Linked DNA regions of Homo sapiens: region 1 is linked to region 2. The links are chromatin contacts, found by Hi-C or POLR2A ChIA-PET in ENCODE. All regions are on one chromosome and are shown on one strand. The core of a region is the stretch at or near the end of the contact, and the rest is flanking DNA. Distances in the headings are between cores, read along the strand shown. Region 1 overlaps LOC124900191 (a long non-coding RNA gene). Region 2 overlaps LOC124900191 (a long non-coding RNA gene).

The links. Hi-C counts contacts between places; a loop is a spot of excess contacts on that map. ChIA-PET counts read pairs that join two places held with the same protein, here RNA polymerase II (POLR2A). Pooled maps may share reads with other maps.
Region 1: a pooled map shows a loop between it and region 2 (2.1-fold over the local background). The contact joins two enhancer-like sites. A Hi-C loop is called at or near these places in 1 of 168 maps with a recorded cell type or tissue (PC-3), 25 of 37 single-sample maps with no recorded cell type and 4 of 50 pooled maps. POLR2A ChIA-PET finds 5 or more read pairs at or near these places in 2 of 52 experiments (OCI-LY7 and SK-N-SH).

The regions. Positions count from the first base shown.
Region 1 is chr5:78,726,289-78,731,640 of GRCh38, reverse strand. The region is part of intron 3 of LOC124900191 (a long non-coding RNA gene); the gene reads left to right. Among named protein-coding and RNA genes, the nearest start is that of LHFPL2, 80 kb to the right of the region's middle. RefSeq lists enhancers at 3,486-3,595, 3,561-3,855. Within about 2 kb of position 3,745, at least 4 of the 41 ENCODE cell types and tissues checked have a DNase peak (open chromatin) inside an H3K27ac peak, as active enhancers do.
Region 2 is chr5:78,676,414-78,682,274 of GRCh38, reverse strand. The region is part of intron 4 of LOC124900191 (a long non-coding RNA gene); the gene reads left to right. Among named protein-coding and RNA genes, the nearest start is that of LHFPL2, 31 kb to the right of the region's middle. Within about 2 kb of position 4,379, at least 17 of the 41 ENCODE cell types and tissues checked have a DNase peak (open chromatin) inside an H3K27ac peak, as active enhancers do.

The DNA of each region.
Region 1 (5,352 bases), core at 2,496-4,995, 50 kb before region 2:
GACACACAGGAGGCAGAGATTGCAGTGGGTGTCAGCAACCCGAGGAACAGTAAAGCTGGCCAGGCAGGCAGCCTCCACAAGCCAGGGAAGAGGCTTGGAAGATGCTGTCCTTCAGAGCCTCCAGAAGGGACCCACCTTGCTGACACTGTGTGCGCTTTAGACTTCTTGCTGTAGGAATACATTACTATTGCTTTAAGCCACCCAGTTTGCAGTAATTTGTTATGGAAGCCACAGGAAGCTAATACAGGCCCTTTTACCCATCAAGGCTTTTGTCTTCAGAGTCCAGCAAAATTGTGAAGTAGAAGAAACACTTCTCCAGCATCTCCCCCTGCAGTCCCCTCTATTCTCTCTCCCCTGTCTTACTGCCCACTCTGTCGCCCCTCAGCCAGATTTCTCCTTCCTGAATTTCCTCTCCTCCAAGTGCCAAAATATCCTTCTCCTTCCTTCAGACTTCCTACTGTACCAGGATCTCCGCTACCAGTCAGCTTACAACAGCTTACAGACGTGTTCACAGCAGGGTGGAGACCAATCCTGTGGCGGGGGCTGGCCCTCTCAGGAATATTCTTATTTTCAGAACAGTTGGAAAGGAATTCTCTCTACTGGGGGAATCTCTGGAACTGGCATGTTGTCAGATGGATAACTGCAGGGACACCTCTCTCAAGCCTCCCTGCCTCCTTCCCCTCACCTCCCCCTCAGGGACCCTAGTTTCTGTGGCTTTGTTAGAGAAAAAGTCCCCACCATCTGTACAGGCCCAGCACCCTACAGTGAGTGGGGCCCAGCTGGCCAAGGCAGATGGGCCTAGAGGTTAAGGCTGGTGGGGAGCTGTGGAGAAACTGCTTTGAAGGAAGAGAGATTTTCTAGGATGGCCATATGTGGACAGGACTGGCTACATAATTGCAGGGCCAAGTGCACTGAAAATATAGGGCCAATTGTTCAAAATTCTTAAGAATTTCAAGATGGCAACAGCAGTAGGTATATACCCCAAAGAAAGGAAATCAGTGTATCAAAGAGATATCTGCACTCCTATGTTTACTGTAGTACCATTCACAATAGCCAAGGTTTGGAAGCAACCTAAGTGTCCATCAACAGATGAATGGATAAAGAAAATGTGGCATATATACACAATGGAGTACTATTCAGCCATAAAAAAGAATGAGATCCTGTCATTTGCAACAACATGGATGGAACTGGAAGTCATTATGTTAAGTGAAATAAGCCAGGCACACAAAGACAAACTTTGCATGCTCTCACTCATTTGTGGGGGCTAAAAACCAAAATAATTGAATTCATGGAGATAGAGAATAGAATGATGGTTACCAGAGGCCGAGGAGGGTAGTGGATAGGGGAGGGAAAGGGGGGAAGGTTAATGGTGCATAAATATAGTTAAATAGAATGAATAAGATCTAGTATTTCATAGCACAACAGGGTGACTATAGTCAACAATAATTTATAGTACATTTAAAAATAACAAAGAGTATAATTGGAATGTTCATAACATAAAGAAATGATAAATGCTTGAGGTGATGGATACCCCATTTACCCTGTTGTAATTATTATGCATTGTATGCCTGTATCAAAATATCTCACATACCCCATAAATATATATAACTACTATGTACCCATAAAAATTAAAAATTAAAGATGGCAACAGCAGAGGATTAAACCACAGGCAGGAGCATTCTAGCCATGCGGCCTGTGCTGCCACGAAGGCTGCGTACCTAGAAGCCACCCGTGAGTGGGGTCCCCAAAAGCTTTGAATCTGAACTGAGGGGTGTATTACCTGGGGGGTCAGTGGGGGTCCACTTGTGGACTCGAGCTCATTTCAGAAATCAGTGTGGCATAGCGAGAAGCTGCCACCATCAAAGTTGTGGGCTCAGCTTGGCAAGGGGGACCTCCAGGGAGGCCATGTACAATTTGTCTGGATGAGTTTGTGCAGGTAACCGAAACAAAAAAAATTTTAAACCCAGGAAAATGATCAGGTATTTAAAATGTTTCCACTAGTGGGGCTCCTGGTAGCTGGGAGAGCTCTTGTTTATGAACCATAAAGTCATCTTGTCTCTGCAGGCCCAGGAACTAACTTACTTTGCATGAGAGAAGGGATGAGGTATTCGGGATGGGGAGTTTGGGATGAAGGGAAAGGTTAGAATGTTGATGCAAAGGGAGCTTTCAGAAGACGGAGGCAGGGGACATGGAGGGTGGGGGTGGGGAGAGATATGTCTAGGGGGCTTTTCTTTTTCTTTTTCTTTTTTTTTTTTTTTTTTTTTTTTTTGAGACGGAGTCTTGCTCTGTCGCCAGGCTGGAGTGCAGTGGCACGATCTCTGCTCACTGCAACCTCTGCCTCTCAGGTTCAAGCAATACTCCTGCCTCAGCCTCCTGAGTAGCTGGGACTACAGGCACACGCCACCACACCCAGCTAATTTTTGTACTTTTAGTAGAGATGGGGTTCCACCATGTTGGCCAGGATAGTCTTGATTTCTTGACCTTGCCATCCACCCGCCTCAGCCTCCCAAAGTGCTGAGATTACAGGCATGTGCCATTGTGCCTGGCCTCTAGAGGGTTTTTCTAAGGGACGTTCTGTGTGATGTGAACAGGGAGGCCTGTGGACCTCCCTACCCCACCCTCCCAGCCTGCCCTACCACCTCCTCCATCTCTGCCCTGGCACATTTTCCTTTAAAAAAAATTTTTTTTTTTTCAGAAATCTTTACGGAGTAAGCTTCCTTTGGGGGAACAAAGAAAAATATTTAGTCCATGGTGAGAGAAGAGAATTGTGGGGTGATGGGGTGAGGGTTAGTATATCATAACCTTGTTAAAATGGAGGTTACACCCCTGCAGAGCTCACTGGAATGAGGCAGGTAGTTTATGTAGCCTCAGAAAAATCACAAGACTTGCTTTATATTTTCATTTAGTCCCTTCACTTGGAAAAATCATGAAGGGAAAAAGGAAGGCTGGTAGTCACAGCCTGGTTGGAGGTGACTTCAGTCACTGGGGACAGAGGAGGGTATATGAGACCGATGGCAGTTTAGTTCTGGGGGTGAGGTGGGAAGTTGGGGAGGTAGAATTAAAGCCACAGGCTCCTACCTGGCTGACAGCAGATAAGACCCTGAGAGTACGCAGGCTAAAGCCATGCCACTTACGCTCCTCTTGCCTGTCTAGCTTTGGGCTTTTATCACAACCAGATTCAAAATTACTGCCCTATTCCATTCCCTCTGGATCCTGGATACTTTGATGATAGGCATAACTTTATTGCTAGACAATAAACACTCATATTAATGACATTTTACATTTAGAAAGTGCTATCTCTAGGTCACTGTAGTTGGTAGGTTGCGAGGGTGTATGGTTGTGGTCAAATTCACCTGTGGTTGAGTGGGCTGAGGCCAAACTGTGTGTCATGGCAGCTGGCAATATGGGGAAGGGAAACTGGGCATCTTTTGTTTACCGAGCACGCAGAAGTTTTTCTTTGTTCTAAGTACAGGTTCTGCAGATGAAATGCCTCAAGATACAATGTGTTCCCCTTAAAAGCCCAGAGAAAATGTCCACTGATACTGTCCAGTTTCTATAAACCACACTGGTACAAAAGAAAAGGGAGCACTGTGGCTGATGTTTGGCATTCTTGTGCAGGATGAGGAGAGGCATTTTCCATTACCTGGTTCACCAATGAGACATATCGCCACCCTTTCATACTCTTTCAGAGTGCAACCTTTGCTGGCCTCAGCTCAGGGGAGATTCCCAGGCAAAGTCCACTGGCCCATGACAAAGCAAAAAGCATTCACTTCTAGCTGGTGGTTTCAACTTCAGTCCTCAGGTGTACAATCAATTCAAGCATACCATCTTCTAAAGCAGTGGCTTGAAATCTACCCTATGTGACATAGTATCTGCTTATGGAACAGCTACTCATACTCATTAAAGCAGCCAAAAATATTAATATTATAAAGTCCTAAAATGCCATTTTGTAGAGGGTTTTTTGTTTGTTTGTTTGTTTGTTTGTTTGTTTTTGAGATGGAGTCTCACTCTGTCACCCAGGTTGGAGTGCAGGGGCTCAATCTCGGCTCACTGCAACCTCCGCCTCTCAGGTTCAAGCAATTCTCCTGCCTCAGCCTCCCGAGTAGCTGGGATTACAGGAGCCCGCCACGACACTCAGCTAATTTTTTACATTTTTGGTAGAGACAGGGTTTCGCCACATTGGCTAGGCTGCTCTCGAACTCCTGACCTCAAGTGATCCACCTGCCGCAGCCTCCCACAGTGCTGGGATTACAGGCGTGAGCCACCACACCCGGCCAAGTTTGTTTTTGTTTTTGTTTTCTTTTTTGAGATGGAGTCTTGCTCTGTCACCCAGGCTGGAGTGCAGTGGTGCAATCTTGGCTCACTGCAACCTCCACCTCCCGGGTTCAAGTGATTCTCCTGCCTCAGCCTCCCGAGTAGCTGGAACTACAGGTGTGCACCACCACACCTGGCTAATTTTTGTATTTTTAGTAGAGACAGGGTTTCACCAAGTTAGCCAGGATGGTCTCTATCTCCTGACCTCGTGATCTGCCCACCCTGGCCTCCCAAAGTGCTGGGATTACAAGCGTGAGCCACTGCACCCAGCCTCCATCCTTTACCACTTATCTCCCCATTCCAGACCACCACTCCTCCCTCACCCCCCATCAAGAGAAAGTCTGCAGGAGGCCAGTGGTCTCATTCCATTGTTTAAAGGGCTGAGTGAAATCATCCACCGGGGATTCCATCCATCAAATCAAATGTTATGGATTTGGTTTGTTTGGTAGATGAAAAAGCCTAAATTGGCTGTCTCCCAGTTCATTCTACATACCACTGTGTGAAAGCTAAGACCAAGGGCCCTCCCAAGAAACAACAGAAAATGGATAATTCTGTGAAATAAGAAGCCAGCAGTTCTCAGCACTTCCCACCAGGCCCTGGTCAAAGTCCAGCATGTCTGCTGGTCCATAGTCTCTAAAAGTGGAGAGCAAAGGAGCAGCCACTGCAGCCAGGTTGGTTCATTCATTCATTGCAACAAACATTTACTGAGTGCCTGCAATGTGCCAGGCCCCGTCCTGGGCCCCGTGGCTACAGCCATGATCAAGATTGTTGATGTGGAGGCAGAATGTTCAGGACACCATTGGCCAGGCACGGTAGCTCACATCTGTAATCCCAGCACTTTGGGAGGCCAAGGTGGGTGTATCACCTGAGGTCAGGAGTTCAAGACCAGCCTGGCCAACATGGTGAAACCCCGTCTCTACTAAAAATACAAAAATTAGCTGGGCAAGGTGGCACACACCTGTAGTCCTAGCTACTTGGGAGGCTGAAGCAGGAGTATCACCTGAACCTGGGAGGCAGAGGTTGCAATGAGCCGAAATT
Region 2 (5,861 bases), core at 3,130-5,629:
CCGTTTGCTAAGACCATTGGAAAAGTGCAGTGTTAGGGTGGGAGTGATCTGATTTTCCAGGTGCCGTCTGTCACAGCTTCCCTTGGCTAGGAAGGGAATTCCCTGACCCCTTGCGCTTCCCGGGTGAGGCGATGCCTTGCCCTGCTTTAGGTCACGCTTGGTGGTCTGCACCCACTGTCCTGCACCCACTGTCTGACAAGCCCCAATGAGATGAATCCGGTACCTCAGTTGGAAATGCAGAAATTAGCCATCTTCTGCGTCACTCACGCTGGGAGCTGTAGACTGGAGCTGTTCCTATTTGGCCATCTTGGAACTGCACTCCTAATTTCCTTTTTCTAGTGTTACACAGGAAAAAATAAGCTGATAGATAGGAAAAAATTGCAAAAAAAAAAAGATATTAAAATAAAGGATGTAAGAAATATTTTTAAAATGCGATTAAAATAAAAGATGTAAGAAATTGGTACCAAGAAGACCAAGGTATCACATAGATCCCAAACTAGCACTAATATACCTCCAGCATAAAAAAGAACATGCACGCATGGCACTTTTCACATACCACAGTAGGTCAGCAAGCCAAATTCAGCACAGTAATTTAGTAGCCACAAGAAAATGGTTAGTCTGTGTTTGCATCTAAACATCTGCTTTCTGTTGATTACTTAGATGACACATGAGTTCACACATGCCTCTTGTAATTCTTGTTGGGATTCTGTCAATTGCATTTAAAAAGCTGTTTACACAATGGAATTTTTGACAGCACCAGGAAAGTTGCAATAAAAATATAAATTATTTCATTCTCCATTAGAACCACGTGGGAGAACAGAATATAAAGTACAAAGTTGCATTTGAGAACAGATAAGTTATGTGTATTCAGAATGGAAAAGAATTAATTATGCCTTCCATAATTTATGAGGAATGCCAGACAGTCAGCCGAAGCTTCTAGGTCATGTTCTTTTTCTCAGAACCTGGAAATTCAGGTACTGGTCCTGTCTGTATTGTGGAGGAAGTCTAATTCTTCCTCAACTGTTGAGGAACACCTCCAACATAAGGAGGTGAGAGAAAGGGACCTCTGACACAGCTGCCCTTCATACTTATCTAGTTAATGTGGATTCTCAAGTGTAGACACTTAGCATTTTCTATTCAGTAAGTCACTTTTCTGCTAAACAAAGTCAGAGCATTTCTCATACATTGTTTTTAAAACTCAGAAATAAATGAATTAAGTTGTGTTTTTAATTTGCCAATTGATAAGTGTATTCATGTATAATTTTTTCTACATATTTTTAGTGTAGACATTTCGCTATTTACTGTATGGTCTAAAATTATGATGTGTGGCCAAATGTACAGAACATGTTTCCCCTAGAACTCAGCCTGAAATGTCATGATTCAGAAGCATTCACAGATTACCCACCCACCTCATGACAGTCACTTTCACAAACATGATCATATATTTCATTCTTATGATCATTCTATAAAAAGTATTTTATATATACATATATAATACATATATAAAAATGTGATTACAATAAAGATGTAAGAAATTGGTACCAAGAAGACCAAGCTACCACATTGATCCCACACCAGCACTAATCTACCTCTGATGTGAAACACGGTATATTTCACATGTTACAGTAGGTCAACAAGCTAAATTTACCACAGTAATTTAGTGGCTACAGGAGGATGGTTTGTCATTCTTCTTGTAATAGTATGTGTATATATATAGGTACATACCATTTAATTAAATGGTATATATATGTACCACATAATTTAAAATATATATAGTGTGTATATACATATATTTTAAATTATATATATATATGTGGAGAGAGAGAGAGAGACGGAGTCTTGCTCTGTCACCCATGCTGGAGTGCAGTGGCACAATCTCAGCTCACTGCAACATCCATCTCCTGGGCTCCAGTGATTCTTCTGCCTCAGCCTCCCAAGTAGCTGGGATTACAGTGCCCACCACCATGCCTGGTTAATTTTTGTATTTTTAGTAGAGACAGGGTTTCACCGTGTTGGCTAGGCTGGTCTTGAACTCCTGACCTTGAGTGATGTGCCTGCTTTGGCGTCCCGAAGTGCTGAGGATTACAGGCTCAAGCCACCACCCCGGCCTATATATTTAAATTATATATAATATAAATAAAGAAATAAATCATATATAATTTAAATATGTATTTATATAAATACATATTTAATAAGTAAATAAATACATAAATAATATTTACATATTTACCGTGTGTACACACTTTATTTCAAATTATATATATTTAAATTATATACATAATATACAAATTATATATATAATTTAAAATACATATATAGTGTGTATATATGGTAAATATATAATGGCAATACATACATATAGATATTTAATTTTACAAATGAGGAAACTGAGGCCCAAAAAGGTAAAGTAAGTTACCCAACATTTCACAGCTAGTAAGCAGGAAAAATAGAATTGAAATTCATGTCCTGTTATACGGCTGCTGCCATGCAACAGATGTATACCCCAAACAACTAAGGACATGAAAACCCTAGAAATACCGTATTTTGGTGTGACCCCAAGAAAAATTGCTGGTATATATCTATTATTCTCCAAGGAAATCAGCCTTAAAGTGAGGCATGCATCTCATCTATCACCAGTTACCTTAATAACCTGATAGAGATCTATAATCCCTAAATTTTAAAATATTTCTTGAATGTATTTGTAGTTCCAATCTGGAATATCTATTGAGATAATAATTACCTTAAGTTTATGACCAGTTGTGTTATTCAGTCATTGCATTTCTATACACCTAAAATGTCTTTCAAATTTCAATGGGCATTCCCCCATTTCTAGTATTCCAAATATGGGGGTGTACATTCTTTATCCATCTTCTCAGGATTTCATAAAATTTGCTCCTTCCTTCTTTCTTGAGAATATTTCTGAGCCTTTCTGAGTCTGTCCTTATTTGCAAGCCTCTTGATTGCAGAAGATGACTCTAAACATTTTGCAGATGAAAAAAAAGATAAAACTTGCCCTACCTGGCCTCTTGCACAAGACTCTGAGGTATCTCCTTTCCCCTCTGGCCTGCAAGTCTGCCTTAGGACACTTGCTGCTCTCTCTCTTCTACTCAAGAAACTGATGATCGGTTAGACTTCAGGTTCTTTCTTGCCCTTCAGGTTTTGTTTTGTTTTGTTTTGTTTTTAGACGGAGTCTCGCTCTGTCGCCCAGGCTGGAGTGCAGTGGCACAATCTTGGCTCACTGCAACCTCTTCTACCCGGGTTCAAGTGATTCTCCTGCCTCAGCCTCCCAAGTAGCTGGGGCTACAGGCACATGCCACCACGCCTAGCTAAATGTTTTTGTACTTTTTTAGTAGAGACGAAGTTTTACCATGTTGGCCAGGCTAGTCTCGAACTCTTGAGTTCAGGTTATCCGCCCGCCTCGGCCTCCCAGAGTGCTGGGATTACAGGCATGAGCCACCGTGCCCAGCCGCCCTTTAGTATTTCACACTGTTAATGGGCCTGAATTTGTTGTACCTTTCTGTTGAGTGGTAATATTTTGGACTTAGTTGTTATATTAAGAAAAAATTCTGAGCAGAATCAAGCAAAGGATGTGGCAGAATGAGAAAATGACCACTTTCTTTGGCATTGGTAGGGCTATGGATTGCAAGTGTGGTGGACATCAGAAACACCTGCAGATTCCTGGGCCCATGATCCCTCCCTGAGGCTCTCTGGAGTGGAGTCCAGATATGTGTGGTTTAACTGGTTTCCCTGGGGTGATTCTGATGTAAGTGGTCAGAAACACCACAAGGGTGTGATGTGTCAAACCAGTCTCTTCTGGAAAGAGGCACTACAGCTTCTCTAAAGCGAGTATTATTCATGACCTCCCACTTGCAGTAGAAAGTCCTAGTTAAAACTGTGAGTAATCTTAGAGGCTCTTATTCTTCTGAATTATCTAAAACAAGAAACTAAACAAAACCAACCAACCACTCATCTAGTCAAATAAATGCTGCCTGAAAGAAGAGCAACAGCTGTTCTTTCTTTTTATCCAGTGATTTGGAGAAAACATTGTAAGTTCTTCTCCATAAAGCAGTAGAAAAAGATGACATGATAAGAGATCCGTGGGCTTTTCCTCCAGAGAGCAAATAGAAAACCCTTGGTTTTTGTCCTGACTGAGAAACGCTTAAACGTCTACATGTACAATCAGATAATCCCTAAAATGCCTTTCCCCTGGTCTAACTCAATTCAGATAACTGTGTTTGTCTGTGAGAAACCCTCAGAGAATATATTCAAGCCAAATGATCTCATGCCTGGATTTTGCAAAACAATATGTGCACAAGACCAGAATTTATGTCATCATCGAATATGTGCCTTTCCCAAATCCAGCCCCGGGATGTTCTTCAACAACATGGCTTCTTTGCCACATCTGAGTCACTTCCTGGGCCTGGATCCAGGACAGCCTGCAGACCCCTGGCCACCAACAAGCCACATAAGGAAGCAGTTCTGTACTATTTCTAGGAATGGCATCTTTTAAAATTATTTTACACTTATCTCACCCATTTTGGTATCCCAGATGGCTTTAAAGGGGAGTTAGCATGGCTGAAGTGATATATTTTTTTCCTCAAAATAATTTTCTGTTGTGCTCAGTTGAGAGAAAAATCAAAAGCGTGCAGTGGTAAAAATGCCTGACAATCCCTGGAGATGCTGAACTAGTCTCTTTGCGGAAAATTCTGGAGATCTGTTTGCTGCCCTGGGGTATTAGCTGCCTTTGCACCTCTGCAGGGGAGATTCAGGTTCCATGTATTCTTTAGGGAGGTCAGAGAAACAGGAAAAGTTGTCCTGGATTGAACTCTCACCTCTGACCACAAACAATTGCTAGGTTGAATCTCCCCTATCCAAAAAGTTTGGAACCAGAGTGTTTTAGATTTTTTATTTTTTTCAGACTTCGGAATTTTTGCATATACATAATGAGATATCTTGGAGATGGGACCTAAGTCTAACCATGAAATTCACTTATGTTTCATATATGCCTTATACATACAACCTGAATGTAAGTTTATAGAATATTTTAAAAATTTTTTGGAAATGAAACGAAGTTTGTATACCCTGAACCATCAGAAAGCAAAGCATCATGTCAGCACTTTAAAAAGTTTAGATTTTGGAGCTTTCTAGATTTTGGATTTCTGGATTAGGGATGCTCAACCTGTAACACTTCTTGGTACTTGTGTGTATTAGACTACGCCTTTGCAGTTGAAGAGCTTTGACTCCGTTTCCCTGGTTGTCACTTCCAGAAGGGCTGCCCTCTATGTGGTGTAATGAGATCTCTCATTGAGGGGAGGAATGAGGAGTTACTGCATGCTCTGCCTCAGAAGAGGAGGCCACAGTTGTCAGGCCTACTCAGCAAAGTGTCCCAGAGGCTGGTCTGCAGTCCCTGCAAGGAGGCATAGCCAACCTGGGGACTGCAGGAGGACATGTCTGGGCCCACACTACCCCACACACTGCCTGCTCCAACGACCTCTTTTGGTTTTAAGATCCAATATGCCACCATTGGAAATTCATTTGAATTGGTAGATCTCCTTTTTGAGAGGTCAAATAAGAATGAACGGGATGGCCTAGAATGCTTTTCCTGTAGCTCTTGTTATCTTACTAACCATGGTCCTATAAAAAATCAGGCAATGACTCCTGCAGAAAGCTGTTCCATTCTGGGATCATTGGTCCTTCTACGAGGCATCCTAGCCTAGTGCTGTGCTGTCACTTCCTGCTTGAGATTAGTATTCTCTGCTGGCCTCCCTGAAGGGAGGACCTGGGTATTGTTCTTTCATCGTTGTGTTTCCACTGGGCCTGACACCTGGTTTACTCTATAAATATTTGTTGAATGAGCCCAG